Linked DNA regions of Homo sapiens: region 1 is linked to region 2. The links are chromatin loops, found by intact Hi-C in ENCODE. Cell type or tissue: IMR-90. All regions are shown on one strand. Links, peaks and the distances in the headings refer to the core of each region. The heading gives the core; the rest is flanking DNA. Region 1 holds the start of MIR151B (microRNA 151b). Region 2 overlaps LOC124903379 (a long non-coding RNA gene).

Region 1 (8,329 bases), core at 138-8,137, 80 kb before region 2:
GCCAGCTACTCACTTCCTTTCACTGGGACTTAATTTCCGCACCTGAGGGGCTAGAGAGGAAGCATGAGGAAGATGATGAGAGCAACACCCACCGCTGAGTGCTCACTACCTGCCGGGCACCGTTCTGAGCATATAGACTTGAAGCCACTTAAGAGTTAAATCTGAGTCCTGGCTCTCACTTGCTCTTTGACCTTCCTCGCAGCTCCAGGCATGAGGCTAAGCCTGGGATGTTACGCTCAAAGCCTGCCCTTCTAGGCCTGGTTCTGCTTGTTCCTCAGCCTCCCCTTTCTCTTCTCCCGCATGCATCCAAGATGGCAGCACTAGGTTCACATGCCTCTGTGCCGTTGCCTATTTTGCTTCTTTTTGGGCTACTCTTCTAACTGGTGAACGTCTGTCCATCCCCTTTAAGACTCAGATCAGGCATGCCCGCCCCCAGGGCTCTCCCAGTAGCTCTCCCCTTCACCACAGCCTCCCCTGCAAGAAGCCCTGTGTTCTCTGCATCATAGCATAACATACACTGTATTGACAAGGCTCTCTCTCCACCTGGCTGTGAGCTCTGTGAACACAGGGACCAAGTCTTATTCATCTTTGTGTTCTGGTGCATGGCCCAGAATAGGTGCTCAGTAATTCACAGATGGGGTCATAGCTGTGGATACAAACTGCTCCCCTGGAACTTACAATCTAGAGAGGAGAGACAGGCAACAAATAAAGACACAACATGTAGGAAGAAAAACACAGCAGAGAATGAGAATTAAAGGAATGTGTGTGGGTCGTTCTTAAGACAAACTCTGCGATTACGTGGTATAAGCAGACACCCGGAAGAAGTGAGGGAAGGAGCCCTGAGGTTTTGGGGAGAAAACATTCTGGGCACAAGGGGCCTTGGGTGTAGAGGCCCTGACTTTAGGAGCATGCTTGGCACATCTGGGGCATGGCGTAACTGGGATGAAGGAGGAGAGGTAGAGAGTAGGGAGGAAGTGAGTTCAGAAAGACAGCCAGGGCCACAGCATGCCGGGCTAAGCAGGCCTTGGTAAGGATGTGGACTATATTCTGAGTTAAGCCTAAAATCCTAGAGAGTTCTGGGCAAGGACTGAGACCTGACTGAGAGGTGAAATGCAGTCTGCTTGCTTTGCGGGGAATGGATCAGAGTGGGCTAAATGCAGGAGCAAGCCAGTCAGACAGTGGCTGCTGTGAAACCCCCTGCTGCATGGACACCTGGATGAGAGAGGGCAGGCAGCAGATAGGCAGGGGGCAGGGCCTCAAACACTCGCAGCCTGTCCACTCTCAAACTGGAAACTGTATCTCAAGTTCAGCAGTTGGCTTTCTGAGTCTCCGGAGTTATCTACCAAAATATTTGAGCTGGCTTTTATCCTATATGAGCTGAAGCTGGCAGGAGGCTACTTGTAAAACTCCTTCCTTAGGAAAGAAATGATACACGCTACGCGAGGAAAAAAGAAAACAGCTGTGAATGAATTCTTCCCTCACTTTCGAAGATGTGGGTATGTGGCTAGAAAGATGGGGCAGGTTAAGTGTTTATAATAATCAACCTCTGACCAAGCCGGGTTATAGTTTAGAAAGCTGGGGGGCTGCCAGCTGAGCAGGGTCTTTTGAGAGGCAGTCTGGTCCACTGGGCAGAGACCTGGACTGGAAATCAGAACATCTGGGCTCTGGGCCTTAAGCTCTGCATTCACCAGAGTGGCCTGGGGCAAGTTTCTTAGCACTGTGAGCCTTTGTTTCTTCCTTCTTAAAATGGAGAAAGTAATTCCTGCTATCTCCCTGCAATCTCAGGGAGCCAAGATCCAGGCACAAGAGCATCCAGGAAGGGGTTTGTTCCTTTCTGTAAGGAGTATACGGCTTAGCTCTGGGTGGTGGCACACCAGAATGAAATGACTCTGGCTACGACTGAGGGGTGAGATCCCAGTATCTAGGGATTGGGCACTCCAGGAACAACTTGCATTCACTGTGCCATATGCTTACAAATCACAGTCCCATCTATTTTATCATTTGAGCCTCATGACAACTCTGTGAGGTGGTTGTCACACCCATTTTAAAGACAAGGAAACTGGCCGGGCACGGTGGCTCACACCTGTAATCCCAGCACTTTGGGAGGCCGAGGTGGGTGGATCACCAGAGGTCAGGAGTTCAAGACCAGCCTGGCCAACATGGTGAAACCCTGTCTCTACTAAAAATACAAAAATTAGCCGGGCGTGGTGGCGCATGCCTGTAGTCCCAGCTACTTGGGAGGCTGAGGCAGGAGAATCGCTTGAACCTGGGAGGCAGAGGTTGCAGTGAGCTGAGTTTGCACCACTGCACTCCGGCCTGGGCAACAAGAGCTAGACTCTATCACAAAAAAAAAAAAAAAAAAAAAAAAATGAGGACACTAAGGCTTAGAATGGTGAAATGGCTTGCTCAAGGTTTCACAGCTGCTCCATGTGACAGGGTGGAGCGGGTGCCTGGAGCTAGGGCATGGTACCCTGTCACCTGCCCCCACAATCTGTGCCACTTCTGTCAACCACTGTGCTGACCATGGCAGGCACACCTCAGCTGGCTGCTTCCTGAGCCCTACCAGGAGGCGTCAGGAAGGTGCTGGTGAGGCAAGGCTGGGGAATGAACCACCACCTATCTCAAACCCTGACTGGGCACATGGCGCCTGGGCTGTATCTACAGAAGACTAAAACTCCAAAGGAATCTCGCCATTAGCGTTAGGGAGATAATCCTGGGACTGGTGGAAGGAGGAGACCTCTCTTCTCTAGGATGTAAACTGCAATAAGCCAGCAGCTCTTTTGAGGAGGACAATGGCAGCAGCAGGATGCAGGTGGGATGCTCTGAAATTAGGGGCACCCGTGAGGCATGCACAGTACTACCAATGTGCCGAGGGAGACCCCCAGGGTCAGACAGAGCCTCTTCTCAGATCTTGATTTGAACTTCCAAACCACCAAGATCTGCTGGTGCCGCCGTCCTCCTCCTCATCAGATCCCCCCATTCACCCCCAGCCCTGCAGGGCCCAGGTTCAAGCCCCGCTTCCCTCAGAAAGTGTTCTCTGACCATCAGGATCCAAGAAGCCTGGCTTCCCTCTGTGTCCCAACGTGATGGCTGCTGGCACCACACAGGAGTTGATATTGTTAGTTACCTTTTTTTTTTTTTCCTGAGACAGCGTCTTGCTCTGTTGCCCAGGCTGAAGTGCAGTGGTGTAACCATGGCTCACTGCAGCCTCAGACTCCAGGGCTCAAGCAATTCTGCTACCCCAGCCTCCTGAGTAGCTGGGACCACAGGCACACGCCATCACACTTAGCTAATTTTTAATGCTTTTGTAGAGACAAGGGTCTTGCTATGTTGACCAGGCAGGTCTCGAACTCTCACACTGAAGTGATCCCCTGACCTCCTAAAGTGCTGGGATTACAGGCATGAGCCACTGTGCACGGCTGATATTGTTAGTTACCTTTGCAAATAATTTTTTTAAAAAGAGTAACTTCAAACTGTTATAGTAATTTAGAGGTGACAAAGAATGTTTACAAACATCATCTCATGGTACCCTCACAACAACCCTGTGAGGTGAGTCTGATTCAGCCATTTCACAGATGGCGAAACTGAGTCTTAGGTCAGTGACATGCCCAAGGGCACACTCCTGGCACAGCTGGTACTGGAACCAGATCCGAGTTCACGTCCGAAGTTCCTTCCACAGTATGCACACCTCGGGGCCACAGCAGCTGAAGGCCCTTCCATAGGCTGTGGCTGGAGAAGGCGTGTTCCTCTGTTTGGGGTGGTGATAAGTAGGCCAAGGTGACGGGTGCGATTTCTGTGTGAGACAATTCCATTAACCATGTCCCTCAATCACAGATAGCACCCCTCACCTTGAGCCCAGTTTCACAGGTTGGCCAGCAAGCGGTCTTGGTTCAGGAACTCCATCTTAGTCTGCAGAGAAGGATGCAATGGCAGGAAGTGCCAGGCTATGAGAGGCACACAATATGACATGGGCGCAAGCTGGGAGCTTGTTCAGTCACCAGACACCTCTGATGTGTCAGTCTCTCTTCAGGGCTCCCGAGACACAGAAACAGACACCTGCCCTCGAGGAGCTCACAGTCTAGACAAACAAACCCAGGGTCCAAACAAATGGGACACCAACAGTGTGCGAGGACTGGGAAGGGGTGCCTGAGGTCTTCTGGGGCACTGGGAAGGCTTCACAACAGCAGGGCAAAGGATGAGCAGAAGGTGACCAGGAGTATGGAGAGAACATGCATGAGGGCAGGGGCGGGGCCCCTTTAGACGCAGCCCAGGGAGGACAGACTGAAGAAGGACAAGAGAAGGTGGATGGGTTACAACCCCATTACAACACTTCAGGGGAGAGAGTGTCAGGGGAGAGACGGTGAGAATATGCAGTGCAGGTGGTGAAAATGGGAGCCAGTGAGTCAGAGGGACCAGGGGCTCAGGCCAATGCACAGCCTTCACTGCTGGACATGGTCCCACAGGACCTCGATGCTGAGCTGGGGCCTGGGCTGAGTCAGGAGACAGGGCTCCAGGCACGGCAGCCTCTGGGTCCTGGTGTGTTCCTGCAGCCAGGGATGGATATACTGAGAGCTTATAAGGCAGACGATGTGTGGGTTTTTGGGGTCCAGAGACAAAGAGGCCACTTTCTGAATTTCCAACCTGACTAGATTCATGCAGTGGGAATAGCAGGACAGGCCAAGTGGCAGCTGACTGTTAGGACAGAGGCAAAAATAAAGCCCCGTGGGAGTGCAGGAGGGAGTGCAAAGTCACAGGGAGCGGGGCGGCTGGGAAAGGCTCCATCTGTGGAGCCACATTCTGACAGGACGAGTGAGATTTTAGAAGTGTGGGGAAAAGTGAGAGGGGAAGAAGGGCCAGGGGCACAGGAGAGCCTGAGTAAGAGTGTGACTGACGGTGCGACTTGGGTAGCTGTTGGCATGGAGGCGTACAAAGGCCCTGCCTGATACAACATCTGGAGCCCTGGGGTGAGAACAGGGGTGGGTCAGCAAAGAGACATATCCGGCTTTCAGAAAGTGGCCGCCAGAGGGCAGCTGGGAGCAGGCAGGAGGCCAGGGGCTTGCCGTCCTGTTCCCCTCAGGCAGGGCCATGCTGGGCCTGCTTTCTCTCAGGTGGCACAAGGTGTCAAATGGCCTCGGCAGCCAGGGAGATGAAGACAGTCCAGTACTTCCTTCTCTTTAGGGGAGAAAGAGGTAATTTCCAATGGAAAGAGGTTTACAAGAAGCAAAATTCAGCCCCACCTCCAAGAGCTATGAGGTTTAACAACCTTCCACTCCCCTCCAAAGAGCACATGGAGCTGGGCCTGACTCTTCCCGGGAAGGTCTGCCTGTAAGTCCCTTTCCGGGGCTCTTTCTCAACACTGTGCTGAAGGTGCAGCCCCTGGGCCACTGGGCATCAATGAAGGACATAAGAGGTTGAAAAACTGGGAAAACATTTATTATCCAGCACCAGGAGCTTCATATTTTGAAATATACCAATGATGTTATTACACGCAAACCAAGTAGGAAAAGGACATACATTATGCTCCAAGAGCCAAAGAGAACAAGCACTTCATCCTGTGTTTTAATTCGCCCGGATTCCCACTAAGCTATGGGGTTTTCCTTTTTCTTTTCTTCAGAGTCCCACTGTATAAAGTCGATGAAGAACTACTCTGGTTGCATCAGGGCGAGGACCCTGGTATACCTTGGTGGACCCCTGGAACTCCTCAAAATATCCAGTTTGAAATCCACTGCATTCAACCCCCAAACTGCAAATAAACTTGCCTTTGACCACACATGCTTCTGTCCCACCCCCACCCAATCCAGCAGCAGGGGCACGTCTGACAAGATTTCATTAGTGAGAACCAAATGCGAAGAAACAGTCAAAATCCAGTTACTCAACCCTCTCCTCACCAGCACTGCTTTCCATGCACCTCGGCCCTCTTCCTAAAGCCTGGTCCTTTTCTGGTCCTTGGCCTGGAAAAAGTGATCTTTCATGAGGGAATGCTAGTGGAGGAACGTTGGGCGTGGCCATGGTTCTGCTCAGACTTGTCCTGTGGCCTGCACACATCCTCCCCCTCACTGGGTCTTGGTTTTGTCATCTGTAAATGTAAACCCAGTCTCATGACACCCAAGCCTCCTTCCCTGGCTCCCACTCACTGGCCCTACCCCGGCCTAGACTATCTGCCTTCTACACCAGCAGAGGCTTTGAGGGGGATTTTCTTTAAAATTCACTCCCACTATGTGGTCGAGTGCCATCAGCTTGGGGTCTTGCCTCAAGTGCCACCAGGGCCCTGCTCTCCTGGAGTAATGGGAGACGATGACACGATGACTCTAGTAAGTTCTGAGAGGACCTACAGTGGTTTAATGGAAAACTGCTGGATGTGGGGACAAAAAGAGGAGCAGCATGGGGCACGGCCCTGAAGGCCACATACCAGGCACCGGGCATCTTCGTGTCATGTGAACTGCCACGGGCCTGTGGTGTCATTCCACCTGCTGATGGAGGAGGTGACTTGCTCAGGGTCACACAGACCCAACGTAGCCCGGCTCCAGGACATGCACTCTTCCTGCTAGACCAAGCTGCTCCCACCACACTTCCAGGCACTGGAGGAGAAGAGGAGCATGTTCTCATCCTGGCTTCTCTTCCTGACTGGGTCATATCAGGAAGTGGTTTGGGCCAAGTACAAACTTCCTCCCTCTGGGGCTCAGTTTTCCTGGCTGTGAAATGAGACAGACACTGTGCTATCTCCATGGCACTGTTAAGCGACAACCAGGCAAGACACAGATGCAATGCAGGAAGGAACCAGCCCGAGTTTCACAAAACTTCAACCCTCTCAGGCCCGATGGTCCTCTTTTTATTATAATGTTTTGTAATGATCCTTGCATTATCCTGAAGTGAAATTCATAGATTACATAACCTACCTACCTAAATTCGGATATAATGCCTTACATGTACTGCAAAGGAGAGAGAAAAGAGAAGCAGTCTATAATAAAATGTGCATTACAACACATAAAGGGCCAGACCCAGCTACACTAGGAGACGGAGGCGGTCCACGCTTGCACCTACCCACAGACCCACTGGGAGTGCTGCTGCTGCAAATGGGATGTGACGAAGGGGAGGTCTATGGATGACTGAAACGTCACAGTGACGATGCTGGAGATAGGACTTTACGAAACAGAAAACAACTCTTGGTAAAGTTACAAACAAAATTAAGTATGATTTTCTTTTGACGGATGCAGTAGTCAAATTCCTAGAAAATTCAGCACATACTAAACCTGGTTAAAAAAATAAGTGCTTTTTCTTAAAACAGAGCAAGCTCTGGCTTGAGTTTTTCAACTGCATGTTTTGGTGGGACACGCAAGACAAGACTTCACTGCGCAGGATGATCCTGCACATTGCAATGTGCACCTGTCCCCGCTGTCCCCTAAATCGCCAACAGCTCTCCGTTTCCACTTTGTCTCTGGTGAGAGCTTCTTGTCTGGTCTGACACTGCCATTTCAGAGTCTAGAACATCAACACCTACAAAGAAGACAAAACGTAACTAAAGCCACATGCGAGGCAAAGGCTGAGTGGGGGCAAGAGCCTCCTCCCGGCTTGCAGGGCAGGTTCTCCCCCGACTCAAGGAAGCTCATGGACAGTCAAACTTTCTGCAGAGTTTCAGACACTGTGGCAGGGGAGGCATGTTCCCTATTCAGTTGGGATGTGGCCAAGCGGCTGCTGCTGCTACAACCACTACTACTTACTGCTAGTCACCATCACAGCCCTTCCTGCTTGTGCTAGGCTGTCTGTCTCAAATACTTCTACAGCCATCGTCCCCTTGGACTCTCATGCTGCGAGACAGACATGCCACGGATAACCACCTACATTTCACAGACGAAGAAACCAAGGTCCAAGAAAGGGAAATGAGTTGCCCAAGGCACATGCAAAGAAAGAGCACAGCCAGGTCTAGCACCCAGGTCTCTTGGTTACCTCAACACCATGACCTCTTACCAAGCAGATGACAGCTTACCCGGCACCCTGAAGGGCGCCTTGCCTGGCAAAAGACTGTGGAGGACAATCAGTACTCTGTCTTCCAAATGAGGATACTGAGGCTCGAAAATGTCACTAGACCTGATGAAGTCACACAGTCAGCAGATGGTGGGACTAGGGCAAGAGCCAGGCCTCCTGAGTCTCAGTCTGGAAGGCTAGAATTGGGGTCCCTGTTCTTAGAGGGTTGCTGAGATTCAAAAGGTGAAAAGGCTCATGCAGTTATCACACATATCCTGAGTCCCCGTGGTGTGTCGCCTCTGTACTTGTTCTAGAGAGGCAGGGATGACTGAGACAACACAGGTCCTGCTCCCAACAGGACTAGCGT
Region 2 (8,329 bases), core at 13-8,012:
CTAGAAGAATCAGAAGTGCTTAATTTATATATGTAAGGACTTTTAAAACTTCACATGGGTTTTTACTAACTCAAACCCTTTTGTCAATCCCTACAGCTTTGAAAATCTACCATTCGGCCCTTTTAGTCTTTCCGGCTGATCTTTCCCATCCACAAACAGATGTTGCTCACTGGATTCAGCACTTCCATCAAAATCCCCAAAAGCCTTCATGCTTAGAAATGAACAGACATCAAAAAGGCAGCAACTGTCCTCTTTACTGCCATTTCCTCTTCTAGGGCCTGTGACATGACAAGGATAATGCAGGAGGTTAAAAAAAAAAAGGTAATAAAAATGAATAAACAAAGAGTGCTGAGAAGCCAACATGTGTCCAGCTCTGCTCAACTGTGACAGATGCCTTCAAGTAACCCTCAATCTAGTTAAGAGGATAAGATAGAGGAAATTAAATATCAGATTGTTTATTATATACCTTAAGTGTTATAGGAGAGTTCAGAAAAAAGAGAAATTTTGTGGGCTGTAGAGGTCAGAAAAGGCTTCCTGAAGAAATACTGCATGCACAGGGCTGGGTTTTAGAGGATTTCATGGAAAGAAAAAAAGGTTTGGAAATGGGGAAGCAAAGTGGTGAGTGCAGATCCAGACTAAATCATTTTTTTGGAGCGGAAGGAGCCAAGCTTCAAGAGACCGCAGCCAGACCATGGAGGGCTCCACCTGTAGAAAACAATGAAAAGCCGTCCTGGCAATGGACAGAATTTTATATCCACAAAGTACTGGGATACCATCCTCTCATCCCACCTTTCTATGAAGCAAGCTGTGTTTAAGCATTCGGTCATGGGTAGGGATGAATTGATTAGTATTTTGTTCATACCAGGGATCTGATAATCATGAATGCCCCAACCAAGCAGCCCAGGACAACAAACAAGAATTTTATCAACTGTAGCAAAACGTGTCAACCTTCTCTTCCTTAGGAATCTCTATTCCTTCACTCCCCAAAAAGGTGGAGAATAAAAGTACACAATCTTCATTCTGTGGCTTTGGAAGTGCTCCAAGGTACATTTGATTTGCATGCATCCTCTCTCCAGGAAAAGGAATTTCATCACTGAGTGCACTTCTTAAATCACAGAATGTTTCATTGCCCTGCTCATAAAAATACATCCAACCACCACTTTTATCCATCTCTTTTATCACCTCTCTTAGGAAGCCTCTATCTTGACTTGATACACAGTTGTCTGATCTAGCAGATACAGTGAAAAATGAATAAGAGTGGTAACTTCCGAAAAACTAGGCAGGGGAGCCCTGCGAGGGGGCGCTCATCTTCCTTGCTCCTGGTTCTCTTCCTTGGTGTCTCTGGTATGCAGTCTGTGCACATGGGACCCAGAGTTGATTTTCAAAAAGGAAAGAGCTCCAAGTGTTCCTGTTTCTCCCAGGGCCACACAACAAGTGAAAGTAAATCGTCTTTTCTCTCTTCTAGCACTCGTGCTGATGAAGATGGGGGGCAGAGTAGTCACAAAGAATGCAGTGTGAGTCAACCCTGGCATCTGGAAGGATCTGAACTGGCTGACTGGAGTGAAAAGAATTCTTCATGTCTGTAAATTATTACGAAATGCCCTGAAGAGCCCAGTGACTAGTCACTGAGTATCAAACCCAGGAAAGACCACGAACCAGCATAAGTTCTAGATCAAACATTGTAGTCTGTACAAGCCACACTTCTAACACATCTAGGTTCAATCTGCCTTCAGAGGTGCCAGTGGAATTCAAAAGCATGTTATAGCACTTTTCATTTTCCAGTGCTCTTGATTATGAAAGCTCACACATGGCCATTCTCCTCTCTGAACATCTCTGCAAATAAAATATTATTCCTATTTTATCCCAATGAAGTTATGTGACTTACATAAACTAACGCAGCATCATTAGAACCTAGGGTTTCCAGGTTCCCAAGCTCAGGTTCTTCCCGTGAACTCCAACGAGGTGTGTACATCAGAATCATCAGTGGAACTTTAAACAGTGCACATGTCTGGGTTTCACCTGCACATATTTGGACTTAAGAGGTTTGAGGAGTGGCCTGGGCACCTGTCTTTAGATTGCAATGGGCCTTCCCAGTTGAGAAACATTACATAGATTTCCCAAGTTGAAAGTCACTCTTGAAAGCTCTTTAGTTGATTCTCTTGCTGTCCAGGAGAACCACCCCAGAATGTATCACATCATAGCTACAATTGTTGGAAGGGTGCTCTTCACTGAGTTCTCACTTGTAATTCACTCTTCCCTACACGGAAGAGACCTCATACGTCATAGTTGTCCCGTGTAGTCCTAGTTAGTTCAACAGACACTTACTGATCACACTAGGCTCCAAGGATAATGAAATAGGACACGGAGAAACGTACAACAATGAATAATGCAATGGGCTGTGGCCTGAGTACAGAAGCACTGCAGACTCAGAGAACCAGGGGTCACTTGGTGGTGGGCTCTGGTTGTATTATCACAGTTAGCCAGAAAACACTGTAGTCCCAGTTTGTCAACTGCAAGGAACTTATTAATCTCTCAGACCAGGGAATTTGCATGCAAACCAAGCCAAGATCCAAGCTCTCAGCTGATTAGTCACACCATGTTTCGTTCACTGTGTCATAAACATTTCAGTAGCAAACATGATTATCTTCCAAGGACTGATTTCTGGCATTCTGAGTCTGAACGCTCAGGGAGAGGGGAAGACTAGAAGTACTCTAGCTGGAGAATGTATCAGCCTTTTTCCTGGCTCCCATGCAATTTCTAATCCAGGATAAGTGTCTATAAAATGCTTTGCTGCTTACAGTAAATTAAAAGAATTAATTTATTGAGTATCTAAATGCTTTATAGAGGTAATCTCGGCCGGGCGCGGTGGCTCACGCCTATAATCCCAACCCTTTGGGAGGCTGAGGCAGGCGGATCACCTGAGGTCGGGAGTTTGAGAGCAGGCTGACCAACATGGAGAAACTCTATCTCTACTAAAAATACAAAAGAAAAAAAAAAATAGCCGGGCGTGGTGGCACATGTCTGTAATCCCAGCTACTTGGGAGGCTGCGGTAGGTGAATTACTGAACCCAGGAGGCGGAGGTTGCAGTGAGCTGAGATTGCGCCACTGTACCCCAGCCTGGGCAACAAGAACGAAACTCCACCTCAAAAAAAAAAAAAAAGGTAATCTCATTTAATTAGCATAGTAACTGTCAGAGATTGGTAATAGTCCCATTTTACAGGTAAGGCAACCAAGGCACAGAGAACTTAAGTAATTGCTCAAGGTGATAAGAAAAGTCAAGGTGCTAGCAGCATGGCAAAACACCTAGTAGGATTTCCCATCACTACTACTTATTCCCCAGAGGTGAAAATGTTTATCTCTGCAGAGTAGCCAACTTCAGGGCAGAGAAGTCACCAGTCACAGGGAAAGGACAAAATGGACCTGGGTTATACCCTGAGAAGACAGCAAAAACTCTCCCCTCAATCAGCTAAAGCATGGCTAAGAGCACACTGTCCCCCTGTTCCTATACCTCAGCTCCCGCACACCTACTAACAGCCCTTGTCTTGATTTTCATCCACCCCAATCCTATACCCTCCAAGGCTCACTCCCACAGATGCTTCCTCCTGAAAATCTCTTTTAACTTTTATACAGCAAAACTGTGTCCACCTCCCGGCCACAGCACGTTATCTGTATCCCTATGGAATCTATCCCAATCTCCTATGTTAGTATTATCTTTGCTACCTGCTACTCCATGCTTTTGGTCTGTCTGTTCCACACCTCTTGAGGACAGTGTTCCTGGAGGCAGGACTAAGGATTACACATATTTACATTTTCTACTGTGGCTTATATTGAGTAGATGTTCTGGAAGTATTTGTTCAATGAATGGTTATCCTAGTATCAAAAGGGCCCTCCCACATCCCTACCTCCAAAATGACCCATTGCCTGACTTTTCAGAACCAACATAGTTGAGGATATGTTTGCAACTACCCTAAGTAGTCAGCAGGAGACATAGAGACCCAAGTTGGTATTCTGTTCCAGGACTCACTCCTCTGGGAAGCCCAGCTAAATTCTTCCTCTTTGTTTTCTTTTGTTATTAGCATAAGCAACTACTATTACACTAAGCAAAGAGGAATGGGAGATAACAGAAACTGTTTTAAAACACGGCATTTGAATCTGTTAAACATTAACTGATTAAACTTTCACTGATTACAAAATGTAAAATATACAAACAATACAGCAATGTTTTATAATTTATACACTTCTTTCCTATACATTATCCTCAAAATAGTCCTTTTGCTATATGTGAGGTAACTAAGGCCTAGAGAAATAAAGTGACAGTCATAGCTTACATTTCTTTTGTAGGAAATGGAGCCAGATATTGGGACTCTAGATCTACAACACTGCCTCACTTTGAGTAAAACTCAACAACTGCACGCTTATTTAATAATGAAGAATAGATTTTTTTTGAGATGGAATCTCGCTCTGTTGCCAGGCTGGAGTGCAGTGGCGTGAACTTGGCTCACTGCAACCTGCGCCTCCTGGGTTCAAGCAATTCTCCTGCGTCAGCCTCCCGAGTAGCTGGGACTACAGGTGCGTGTCACCATGCCTCGCTGATTTTTGTATTTTTAGTAGAGACGGGGTTTCACCATGTTGACCAGGATGGCGCTGATCTCTTGACCTCATGATCCACCCGCCTCAGCCTCCCAAAGTGCTGGGATTACAGGCGTGAGCCACCGCGCCCGGCCGATAGATTGTTATTTTTAAGTATATCTGCTTTGCCATCCTAACAACTAAATTATCTGCTTCCCAGTGCATAAAGGACTCAAACAACTCAATACAAAGAAAACATATATTCTGATTTAAAAATGGGCAAAAGATCTGAATAGACATTTCTCAAAAGACATATAAATGGCCAAGAGGTATGTGAAAAAATGCTCAACATCACTAATCATCTGGGAAAGGCAAATCAAAACCACAACAGCATCTCACACAGTTTTATCAAAAAGACAGCCAATAAGTGACTCTGGCAAGGATGTGGAGAAAGGGGGGCCCTTGTACACTGCTGGTGAGAATATAAATTAGTACAGCCACTGTGGACACTCCAAAACAGTTTGGAGGTTCCTCAAAAAAAAAAAAAAAAACAAACAAACAAAAAAACAACTAAAAGTAGAACTACCATATGATCCAGAAATCTCACTGTCAAATATATATCCAAAAGAAAGGAAATTGGTATACTGAAGAGACTGATTTTACTCCCAAGCTTACTGCAGCATTAGTCACAACGGTCCAGATAGGAATTGAGTCTGGGTGCGGTGGCTCATGCCTGTAATCCCAGTACTTTGGGAGGCCAATGAGGGTGGATCACTTGAGGTCAGGAGTTTGAGACCAGCCTGGCCAACATGTGGGAACCCTGCCTCTACTAAAAATACAAAAATTAGCTGGGCATAGTGGCGCATGCCTGTAATCCCAGCTACTTGGGAGGCTGAGGCACGAGAACTGCATGAACCTGGGAGGTGGAGGTTGCAGTGAGCTGAGATCATGCCACTGCACTCCAGCCTGGGCAACAGAGCAAGACTCTGTCTAAACAAAAAAAAGATACAAATCAACCTAAGCGTCCAACAACAGATGAATGGATTAAAAAAAAAGTGGTATAAATATACAGTAGAATATTATTCAGCCATAAGAAAAAATGAAATTCTGTCATTTGCAGCAACCTAGATGAAACTGGAGGACATTACGTTAAGTGAAATGAGGCAGGCACGAGAGAGACGAATACTACATATTCTCACTAATATATGGGAGCTAAAAAAAAATTGAAGTCATGGAGATAGAGAGTAGAATGATGGTTATCAGAGGTGGGAAGGGTAACGGGGAGAGGGTAATAAAGAGGGATAATTAGTGGGTACAGAAATACAGTTTGATAGAAGGAATAAGATTTAGTGTTCAGTAGTACAATAGGGCAACAAGAGTTAACAGTAATTTATTGTACATTTCAAAATAACTAAAAAAGTGTAATTGGAATTTTCCTAACACAAAGAAATGATAAACGCTTGAGATGGGCATTCCAGTTACCCTGATTTGATCATTACACATTGTACACTGTATGCTTGTATCAAAATATCACATGTACCCCATAAATAGGTATACTTAGTATCTATAATAATTAAAATTTTTATAAATAAATAATTTGTTTCCCCAAATAACACCTTGCTTTTGGCTTGTCAGATGGACACCAGGTGAAACTGTCAAGTCAATGAGGTCTGTCCATCCCTGTCTTACCTGCTCTATTCTCTCTCCCTGGTCTGTCTGCCCTCTGCATTCTTCCACCAACCAGTGCTCCCACCATCATCTATCAAAGATCCACATGGTTGTAGATTCCAACAGGCCCCGGGGATCCAAGACAGAGAGGGATCATAGCTCCCACAGTTAGGGACTGTGACTTACTTAATTCAAAGTATTTTCATTATCAGACATTTAATAATACGTCCCAGAGCTGAGAGTATGCTGTCAGCAGTAGTTGGTAGGGATACAAGATGACGACCTTCTCTCTGACCTCAAGGAGCTCATGCTTTGGTAGAGAAGAAGATGTGAGAGAAACTAATAATCATACAACTACACAGTAGTAAGCACTACACAGAGATGGGATGGAAGAGCCGTGGGAACTGGGAGGAGGGTAGGTCATTCTACCCCAAGCCCTCTGCTCCTTTTCTAGAAGTTCCCTACTTTTCCTACATCTGTGGAGCACGTGCCAGGCACCACGACAAGCTCTGAGCCCACAGGAAAGACTGAAAGGTTGGGCTGATGGTTAAGACACAGGGTCAATTTATAGGATGGCATTTCAGGCACATAGTATCTGGGAAAGAGGGACTGAACTGAAACTGACTGATTCCCTTAACAGCTGGGTGACTTTAAGCAAATTACTTAACCTCTCTGAGTGTCTGTTCTCATTTCTTTCATTCATTTAACAAATATTTATTAGATACCTACTGTATGCAAGGCACTATGGACACAACAGTGTTGTGTTTTTTTTTTGTTTTTTTTTTTCCTGAGACACTGGAGTGCAGTGGCATGATCTTGGCTCACTGCAGCCTTGACTTCCTGAGCTCAGATGATCCTCTCACCTCAGCCTCCCAAGCAGCTGGGACCACAGGCATGTGTCACCATGCCCGGCTAATTTTTGTACTTTTTGTAGACGTGGGGTTTCGCCATGTTACCCAGGCTGATCTGGGGCTCCTGGGCTCAAGCAATCTATCCGCCTCAGCCTCCCAAAATGCTAGGATTACAAGCGTGAGCCACTGTGCCCCACCACAGCTGTGTTTTGTTTGTTTGTTTGTTTTTGGAGACAGAGTGTCACTGTTATTGCTCAGGCTGAAATGCAGTGGCCCGATCTCGGCTCACCGTAACCTCTGCATCCCAGGTTCAAGCGATTCTCCTGCCTCAGCCTCCCGAGTAGCTAGGATTACAGGCATGCGCCACTATGCCTGGCTAATTTTGTATTTTTGTATTTTGTATTTTAGTAGGGGTTTCTCCATGTTGGTCAGGCTGGTCTTGAACTCTTGACCTCAGGTAACCCACCCGCCTCTGCCTCCCAAAGTGCTGGGGTTACAGGCGTGAGCCACCACGCCCCGCCAACTGTGTATTTTTAAAAACCTATCCTTGTGGCACTTAGGTTCTGCTAAGGGAGGTAAACAATAACAAATATAAAATTTAAAGCTACAGTATATAGATGGTGATATGTGATCTGGCAAAAAATAAAGCAGAGTAAAAAGAAAGGGAGTGCCCATTGTGGGGAGAGGGATATTAAAAAGACAGGTCAGGGTAACATCTGAGTAGAGACCTGGAAGAGACCAGGGCATAAGCCACGTGGCCACCTGGGGGCAGAGCAATCCAGGCAGAGACTGTCAGTGCACAGGCCTCAAGGAGGAGGCAGCCTGGTGTGTTCAAGGAACAGCACAAGCTGGTAAGGCTAGAGTGGTGTGGAGGAGACAGGGTGCTGTTAGAGATGGAATCTGATAAGAGGGCCAGGCTGAGCAGGCCTGGTAAGCCATTAAAGGAGCTTGTGCTCTCACTCTCAGTGAAGTGGGAAGTTACTGGGAGGGGAGGTGGGTGGTTTGAGAACAGGAGTGACATGATTTGACTTCTTATCTTAAAAAGGAAAATGGGTGAAAAATTGAGACTAGAGAACAGGGCAGAAAGCTTGGAGGGCAGTTACAATGCTACTGCAGCAATTCAGATGCTGGCATTTGGACAAGGCTGGTGGTAGTAGAGCCAGTAGGAAGTGGTTGGATTTGGTGTATATTCTGAGACAGAGCTGGTAGGACTGCTTGATGGATGAGAGACGAGATGTGG

What was found. Peaks named below come from ENCODE experiments on the same cell type or tissue, not always from the same donor. Only the 100,000 strongest peaks of a DNase experiment are listed, where the experiment ranks them.
Region 1: it touches region 2 in a loop (3-fold over the local background); 11 of 110 quality-filtered maps call a loop at or near these places.

The regions. Positions count from the first base shown.
Region 1 is chr14:100,105,189-100,113,517 of GRCh38, reverse strand. The region is part of intron 3 of EVL (Enah/Vasp-like); the gene reads right to left. It overlaps MIR151B (microRNA 151b), which reads left to right and starts at 4,004; the gene lies at 4,004-4,099. MIR342 (microRNA 342) reads right to left here and starts at 3,863; the gene lies at 3,765-3,863. In IMR-90, for the core only: a CTCF peak has its summit at 5,017 (motif pointing right); DNase peaks (open chromatin) are centred at 4,447 and 5,027.
Region 2 is chr14:100,024,927-100,033,255 of GRCh38, reverse strand. LOC124903379 (a long non-coding RNA gene) reads left to right here. Exons shown (of 2, transcript XR_007064329.1): 2 at 1-1,861. It also overlaps a transcript of EVL not described here. Among named protein-coding and RNA genes, the nearest start is that of EVL, 36 kb to the left of the region's middle. In IMR-90, for the core only: CTCF peaks have their summits at 1,294, 3,776 and 7,857 (motif pointing right); DNase peaks (open chromatin) are centred at 1,055, 1,545, 2,595 and 4,025; H3K4me3 peaks cover 548 bases; H3K27ac peaks cover 4,024 bases.